3 separate regions of the Homo sapiens genome follow, and regions 1 and 2 are each linked to region 3. Evidence: chromatin contacts called from ENCODE Hi-C data. All regions are on one chromosome and are shown on one strand. The core of a region is the stretch at or near the end of the contact, and the rest is flanking DNA. Distances in the headings are between cores, read along the strand shown. Region 1 holds the start of GLCCI1-DT (GLCCI1 divergent transcript). Region 2 overlaps LOC101927609 (a long non-coding RNA gene). Region 3 holds the start of ARL4A (ARF like GTPase 4A).

Evidence for each region. A loop is a pair of places that touch in the nucleus more often than their neighbours do. Pooled maps may share reads with other maps.
Region 1: a map of naive thymus-derived CD4-positive, alpha-beta T cell shows a loop between it and region 3 (22-fold over the local background). The contact joins the promoter of GLCCI1-DT here to the promoter of ARL4A in region 3. A Hi-C loop is called at or near these places in 2 of 168 maps with a recorded cell type or tissue (CD4-positive, alpha-beta memory T cell and naive thymus-derived CD4-positive, alpha-beta T cell) and 7 of 50 pooled maps.
Region 2: a map of CD8-positive, alpha-beta T cell shows a loop between it and region 3 (6-fold over the local background). The contact joins the enhancer-like site here to the promoter of ARL4A in region 3. A Hi-C loop is called at or near these places in 2 of 168 maps with a recorded cell type or tissue (CD4-positive, alpha-beta memory T cell and CD8-positive, alpha-beta T cell) and 7 of 50 pooled maps.

Annotation. Positions count from the first base shown.
Region 1 is chr7:7,967,358-7,970,083 of GRCh38, reverse strand. It overlaps GLCCI1-DT (GLCCI1 divergent transcript), which reads left to right and starts at 1,332. Exons shown (of 5, transcript NR_110018.1): 1 at 1,332-1,540. GLCCI1 (glucocorticoid induced 1) reads right to left here and starts at 1,288. Exons shown (of 8, transcript NM_138426.4): 1 at 277-1,288. The coding sequence starts at 733. RefSeq lists silencers at 396-475, 566-625, 706-1,105, 1,316-1,465.
Region 2 is chr7:17,232,935-17,235,634 of GRCh38, reverse strand. All of the region lies in intron 6 of LOC101927609 (a long non-coding RNA gene), which reads left to right. Among named protein-coding and RNA genes, the nearest start is that of AHR, 64 kb to the left of the region's middle. RefSeq lists enhancers at 764-1,023, 1,174-1,223, 329-1,528. Within about 2 kb of position 1,419, at least 15 of the 41 ENCODE cell types and tissues checked have a DNase peak (open chromatin) inside an H3K27ac peak, as active enhancers do; they include CD8-positive, alpha-beta T cell, where a contact is called at or near this core.
Region 3 is chr7:12,686,291-12,688,990 of GRCh38, reverse strand. It overlaps ARL4A (ARF like GTPase 4A), which reads right to left and starts at 1,358. Exons shown (of 2, transcript NM_005738.5): 1 at 1,263-1,358; 2 at 1-825. The coding sequence starts at 736. The coding sequence ends at 134. It also overlaps the pseudogene LOC100505995. RefSeq lists silencers at 1,794-1,843, 2,044-2,323 and an enhancer at 1,313-1,849.

The DNA.
Region 1 (2,726 bases), core at 83-2,582, 4.7 Mb after region 3:
ACGAATGAGCTAGCCAGCTCTTAAACTGAAAAACCTCTCGAAGCAGGCGAGTGATGGAAGAGAGACTCTGAGGGGCGGCATGAGGGTCAAATAAAAGTCGCTTTTCAGTTCGCTCCTCCAAGCCCCACAGCGACCGCAGGGGGGTGAGATTCCCAAAGCCACTTTCACACCTTCGATAATGCACTAGCAAAGAGAAGCCCGAAGAGGCTGAAGTTTCCACGGAGGGCACCGTCGGGGAGACGCAGCCCGGGAGGACGGGAGGGTTGGGCTCGCTACCTCTGCACACGGGCGAGCCGGGGCTCCGTCTCTCAGGTGAGCTGCTCCTCCGGTGGCTCTCTGGGGACCGTCTCGGGCGGCCCTTGGCCCGCGGCGCCTGCTCGGCCGGGGCTGCGGCCGCCGGCGGCGTCGGGCTGGACGGGCTGGGGCCGCGGGCCGCGCCGGGCCCCGGGAGGCTGCCCAGCGAGGCGGCGGCAGCGGCGACGGGCGGACGCGTGGGACTGTGCTGGCTGCCCCGCAAGAGCTGGTAGGGCACCGTGGCGCGGATGGGCTGCAGCAGCCGGCCGGCTCCCGCAGCCGGGGCGCAGCCCACGCCGCCGCCGCCGCCCGCACCGTTCCCGCTCCCGGCGGCGGCGACGGCGGGCGGGGACCCCGCGGCGCTGCGCCTCATCCTCTGCGACGGGGGATGAGGGGTCTGAGAGGAACTGGAGGAGGAGGAGGAGGAGGCAGTGGACATGGTGGCTCTGCGGGCCCTGGACGCCGCCGGCCGACACGGAGGCGCGGGGCGGGAGGCGCGCGAGCGTGTGGGAGCCGGCGCGATAGTGCGTGCGAGTGTGTAAGGGGGAGGGGCGGGGGTATCGCTGTGGGGGAGGAGTCTCGGGGCTCCCCCTCCCCAACGCACACCCCCGCCGCCTCGGCGAGGGGGGAGGGGAAGGCTGCGAAAACAAACGTCCAACGGCCGCAACCGCCCGGCTGGGCTCGGTGTGGCGGTCACGGCCGGGGCCGCAAGGAGCCCGGAGCCGCCGCCGCCACCGCTCCAGGCATCGTGCTGACAGGGCAACGGCCCGGATCACGCAGCCCCGAGGGCCGCTCGCAGCCTTCTCCTCAGCCCTCGCAGGGCTGCACGCACGGGAGAACCCGGCAGCTGCAAGGAGGGCCGGGACCCCTGCTTCTGGGGACCAGGGTAGAGAGAAAGGGCCTCGAGGTGCTGGCGCTCCTCGGAGTCCGCGCCACCGCAAACGCCGCCGCCGCCGCCGCCGCTTCTACCCACTCCTCACTCCGAATGGCAACTAATTCGCCCCAGCCGCACCCCGCCCCCGGCACCGCCTCCCAGCGCCCAGGACCCGGCAGCTGCCGCAGCGAGCATTTCCATTGGCTTAGGCGCTCCCCACTAGAACTCGAGTGATTGGTTCTGGAATAGGAGTGAGAGAAGCAGTGTCCAATGACAATGGTGCCTCCTACTTTGAAGGCGGGGCGTGAGGGGTGGCAGCGTGAGGTGGGGGCTGTGCGCGCAGGGAGGAGCGTAAAAGTTGACAGCCTTGAGGTAAGTGCGAGACTAGGAAAGTGGGACTGTGTGTGTCCTGCGCGTGTCCCGACACCCCCAGACACGCAAACGCCCCGCTAGGCAGGTTGCAGGGGCTCCACCCTCCTGGGCCGTCTGTATGACTTGAGACACAGGACACATGAGGCAAACTTTAATTTGCAAGTACACCTGCATCCGGTGGGATGTTTTAGTTAGAACCAGAAGACTGGATCTCTTTTAGTAAGCTGAGTTTTCGTGACCAGTAGCCTTATTAATCAAAAGAACTTCTGGTGATCAGGAGAAATGTCTGGAACCTGCACTGAACAAAGTAAAATACTCTTACAGCCTAACATTTGTAGTTATGCAGTGAAAAGAGATTATCAAGTTCTATGTTCCAAGACAATAACACTGAATAGCAGGGGTCAACAAGGAATTTTATGTCATTACACCATCAGTTAGATATATTAATGAAGGGCGCCCCTGGCTTTTCCGAAGCAGATAGCTTCTTGGGAGGAATAAATACCAGATGTAATGTAATAATCCATTGTGGTAAATTTGTTTTTTATTCTGTAATGAAACTGAAAGCGTACAAAGATTTTGGATGACTATCAAAAACATAAATTTACCCCACAGTAAACCAAGGTTTTAAACCTTAATCGGGAGCAATTAATGTAAGGATCTTCATCAGATAACTTTCATTAATTTTCAAGAGGTTAAAAGAGAAGCACAATGTCAAATTGGTCTGCTCGTGGTGTCTGCCCACACTGACAAGCTTCCTCTGATTTCAGGCACTATATGCAGGGGTCACTTTCACGTACAGGAGCCATCCTTCTTTTCTTCCTTGTGTGTTCAGACGAGAAAGCATACTAGGTTCAGTAAAAAAATTGATGAAACTCAATAAAAATACAAAAATTTCATGCAGTACTTCATCCAAGTAAAACTAGTGATAGTTCCTCAGTTTACCACATATTATAATAAGAGCTAACATTTATTCACCATGTGCCAGCCGCTATTCTAAGAACATTATGTGTGTTAATTCATTCAGTCCTCATATAATCCACAAGGTAGATACTATTATTATCCTTACTGTGGTCTCAGTTGTGGCATAAATAAGCTGTCTTGCCTGAGATCACATAGTTAGTATATGGGGAGCTAAAAATTTCACCCAGACAGACTGGCTCAAGAGTCTGAGGAAGCACTCTGCTAT
Region 2 (2,700 bases), core at 170-2,669, 4.5 Mb before region 3:
GGTCCCTGGTGGCAGATGAAAAGCATTATTTTATTTATTTATTTATTTATTTATTTATTTAATTATTTATTTGAAGACTGAGTCTTACTCTGTTGCCTTGGCTGGAGTGCAGTGGCATGATCTCTGCTCACTGCAACCTCCACATCCTGGTTCAAGCGATTCTCCTGTCTCAGCCTCCTGAGTAGCTGGGATTACAGGAGTGCAACACTACACCCAGCTAATTTTTGCATTTTTAGTACAGATGGGGTTTCGCCGTGTTGGCCATGCTGGTCTCAAGCTTCTGACCTCAGGTGATCCACCCACCTCAGCCTCCCAAAGTGCTGGGATTACATGTTTGAGCTACCGCACCTGGCCAAAAAGCATTTTTAGGGGAGGTTTTTTCTTTCTCCTTGTACACGCAATGAAGTAAAGGACAATCTGAGCCTAGATAAATGAAATGGTAAACCTTGATATAAGGTAGAAGCAACAATTGTGGAGATAAAGGGATTATATAAGAGATGTATTTGTAAAAAAAAAAATGGGGGAATTGAGTAACTGATGAACATAAGTCTCAGACAGAGTGAGAGAGAGAAAATGTATGAGACCATATTTGTTCTCTTTTTAGGTGTCTGAAAATTTGTTGTGACTAACATTTTAAATGTGACAATGTCATGAAACATTTTTCTGGGGACATCAGATTTCTTTGTAGAAAGGGGACTTCCCCATTGCCAATACCTTGACTCACTTATCTGTTCCTCCTCAGATGGGGAGTGAGTGTCATCTTAAAGCAAGCAGAGGTTTGTTTTGTTTGGATATCAATCTTAAGGTCTACTTGGAGCATCCAGAATGTTTCTTAAACGATTGACCAAATTGACCAAAGATGTTACAGTTTCTGAGGTGTCCACTCAGAGTCAGCAAACACTGCACAAATAAAAAACAATCGGTAAATTATTTCCAAGGATTGGAAACAGAAATCCTCAGATGATTCACCGATGACTCAGTTTTCTGTGTATCGCTTCTACTCTACTTGTTGCCAAGGGAACTTGGGGCCTACTTCCTACCACACGACGGCTATAAAAAGTACCAGCAAAAGCCGCAGTAGAGTAACTTCTCTACTCTTTTATTAAAAATGGCTAACGGACTAAATGTCAGTTACATAAGAAAGATTTAGGTTTGTCTGTGAAGGTCATATCTACCGGTACCATGAAATACTGAGAAACCACGTTGTTACTCTTTTTATCTTTCATTTGCTTTTAACTACACTGCTTTCTTTATGCGGGGCATTTTATATAATGTACCTAACATGCCAACAGAAATTGTATGTTCTTCATAAACTCCAGACCAATGTGCTTTTGCAGTGATAGAAGTGACCTGTGAAATCTGTGTCAACCTCAGAGCCAGGGTAAGATACCGTCATCACACTGCCAGCCTGCCTGCTTCTCTGGGTCCTTGTGGCAGGGGAAGGAGATGAGACAGGGAGTAGGAGAGAGACTGACTGCTACAAAGGGACCTGTGCAGCTTCACTCTTATAGCCACTGTCTGTGTGGATCTCTTTTGACAATCATCTTTTATCAAGCAACATAAAAATATCAGTACTATTAAGTATCCATAAGAAGGCACCAATCATGAGTGGATATTTCCATATATAAAACCTAGGTTTCTTTCCTTTCAATATGTGCATTGAGTTCAATTCTCATCTGGAAACAGGGAATGAAAGCCGCTTGTATGGATAGTTGTCAGGAAGACATATACAGGATATAAGTTAAAAGCACAGACAAGCATGTTCTGTGTTTACAGGGGGCAGGAACTCTCTCAGCAAGAAGTCCTGGTACGACAAGACAGTTAAAGGCATTCCAGGAATATACTGTTTTCATTTGGCTGTGAGTCTTCCTAGAAAATGTAAAAGAAAGTTTTCCCTGTTAAGATAACACATTTTCTCTTTATGGTTTCATGAGGGCAGAAGGAAGCTCTCAGCTGTTCTTACATAAAGCCTTGTCTGAGAGGTATGGGATGCCTGATATTTTTTATGCTTAGATTTATATAACATTATAGCTCTTCTTCTCTTTGAAGAGGCAATATGGTTGAATAAGATCATAAATTTAAATTTACTATTAAAAAGTATTAAGTATTATGTGTAATACACACTGATTTTTCTAAAATGCAAGTCTGATCTTGTCATCTCTTTCTACCTTAAAATTTATTATAGGTCTCCTATTTTTTAGAACATTAAAATCCAAGCTTCTTATGGGATGCAAAGCACTTGGTGGCCTCATCTCATTGTTCTTCTTTGTACTTGAGCATCATAGAGTTAGTTACTTGTAGCTTTGAATTCGTATTATTTTTCCACACCTCTGTGACTTGGTGCATAGGCTTTAATAAGCCTGAAATGTCTTCCCTCTCTTCCTATGTGATTGATTCCTATTTATCCTCAACACAAAATTCAGATATCGCCTGCTGTCTTGAGTCTTCACTGACTTAAAAGCAGTTCTTATGTAGGACCTCTACTCCTGTTCATATTTATGATGTTGCCTTTATAATGCTATATTTTGTCTGTTTCATCCTGTGTGCCTGTATTTTTTCTTTTTTTATACTGCATAATTCCTGGGATCCAGATTCATATTTCCAAAAAAACATCATTGTATTTCCAGCATTTTACACAGTCCCTGGCATATGGTAGTTGTTTATAACTTTTTGTTAAAGATCTTCCATTTTGCACCTTAT
Region 3 (2,700 bases), core at 109-2,608:
GATTGTTCAACAAAACAAAGCTTTAATAGCATCCAGGAGGGCAGACAGGCAAACCACGCTGTAGACACTCTTCTATTTGTCAAAATCAGACCAGAGAAAACCTACTCCACACAGATATAATAGGTATTGATATTCATCTTTTCTTTTTCTGTTGCCGCAACATTTTTCTTCTTTTAATGATCATATCATGTAGTTTCTCAAGTCCTTCCTTTAGGCCATCTCCTATGATTGCACAGGTAGGCTGCAAATGCCAAGGAGTTGATGAGCTCAGTTCACCCATTGCTAACAATTTCTCAATTTCTGAAAGTGACAATGAGTTCCTCAAATCTTGTTTGTTAGCAACTATAAGTACAGGGACTCCCTGATTTTCTGATATCCTAGTTATTTTGTGAAGTTCAGTTTTGGCTTCTTCCATCCTTTCGACATCAACAGAGTCCACAACAAATACAATGCCATCTGTGCATCTGGTATATGACTTCCACAGTGGCCTTAATTTCTCCTGACCACCTACATCCCAGAAGTGAAAAGTGACTGTTTTAGAATTTCCCAAGGTTACCTTAATTTTCTCAGTGTTAAATCCTTTGGTAGGTACGGTATTTACAAATTCATTGAACTGCAGCCTGTATAAGACAGTTGTCTTTCCAGCACAGTCCAAACCCAGAATAACAATGTGGAAAGACTGAAATGAAGGCAGGTTGGACAGGATAGAAGTCTGGTCTGACAGCCCATTCCCCATTTCCAGGTGCAAATAAATGTCCCAAATTGAAATGCTTTTCTCTTCTTGGTTTACAACTTCTCTTGGTAGCTGATCCAGCTATAAGACTGCTGGGAGACGGAAGAAGGAATAAGTTATTCTCCCGAAATAATACATTAAAACAGGTTTGCTCTACTTTGCTAAAATAAACAACACGAAGAACTTACTATAACTTGCTGCGCTAAACAAACCAGACGAGATATGAAACGTACATGAAAACACACACAGTCCAAGACAAACGATGGAATAACAGTGATTGAAATTATCTGGTTTACTTAAATTGCAGTAATATGTACGTTTTTCTCCTGGGTCCCCAAACCTCAAAGACCTCATTCTGGAAAGAACCCAGTCACCAGTATCTGGTCTAAGTGGCCGTAACCACAAAGTGCCTATCTGGCAGAAAACTCATAGCAGATAGTCCTATCTTCGGAATCTAATTCCACATGCTTAACAGCATACCCAAGATCACTATTACCTCCTACCCCTTGCAAAATAACAACGTTCTCACCTCCCGATCTGGAGTCTGGGTCCAAATGAGAAAGCATTGGCAGGCGTTTCTACGCAGGGATAAGCACCCTTCCAGCTTAGCTCTCCAAGCAGCTCTGGCAGTTGCCGCACGAGAAACCTTGGACTCAGACTCCGACCACGCCCACTCCTCCCGGTCCACTCATGATCCCAAATCCCATTGGTCACCCGCATCAGGGAAGCCATGCAACTCCCGCCCCCGCTCCCTAATTGGTGAGGGTAACTGCCGCTCCCAGCGCGGCGGAGCTGAGCTCTCTCTCGGTCCACCGGCACCACCTGTTGCCCTTAAGTTAGAAAAGGCGGCGTTCCCAGAGGGAGCCGAGCAGCCGCTGCAGGTGAAGGGGAGCCTCGGGCGGTCAGGTCGCCGCCAGGCTGCCGGCTCCGTTCGGCCCGGCGCACCTGCAGCGCAGCCAGGGCGTCAAGCCAAGGCTCTCACATCCGGGGCCCGCAGTCACTGCCAACGCGTTAACCCTTTGTCCGCGGGCCCGAGGGTGCCGGCTGTTGCCGCGCGGGCCCCTGAGGCGCTAGAGATCCCACCTGGCGCGCCCGCCGGGATAAGCCCATCCTCCCCGAAGTGGGATCCCTTCACCCTGTCCCTCCGCACACGACCGGCTCTTCTCCCTCGGCAGGGCGTGGCCGCCCCGGCCGCCCACCCCGCCGCGGCTCACCTGACTAACCGTCCTTCCCTCTTCTTCATTCAGCGTCTCTCCCAGCCGCTGGGGAGGCGCGCTGATACCTGTTCCCTGGCACCAGGGAGGCGTGGGCGATGGCAGAGGACTGGGCGCCTGGCGGGCGCCGCGCGCCAGGCTGCCCTAACGGTGCTCGCCCGGCAGCTCCACGCGACAGTCCCCGCCCCCTGCCCGCGCGCCGCCCGGGCGCCGGCCTGTAGGGGGCGCGCAGGAGCCGCGTCTCCTAGCAACGCCAAAACAAGGTCGAGTTCGAATCGGCCTAGCGCTGGCTGCCCGCGAGGTCGGATGGGACTTCCGGCCTCACCCCTGAACGGTTGCTCCGGGTAGCTCTGTCTGCGGCGGCCCGCCAGCCTGGCACAGGCCCCGCCCGGCACCGCCTTCCCTCACGTCGTCTAGGGCGTCCGCGGGGCAGCAGCCACGTGATTCGCGGTTAGGGATTCCATAGTTCACGGGTTACGGCACACACGCGTTACGTATATATCGAGGTGACGTGGAAGTCCCCCAGTAGTTGACCTTAAACAGCCTGGGTTGACTGGCCTGGTAACTGCGCCTTCATTCGCTTTTTGTAGAGCAAATGAACGCGCTGTCTCACGTGTTTCTAGCAGCATCCCGGGGAACTGGCCACAGATAGAAATATTCCAGTTTGACACATAAGGAAATACACTCTGAAAGATGAAAGGGATGTTTCTTTTTTTCTTTTCTTTCAAATTGCTCACACAATTTTAATTGCAA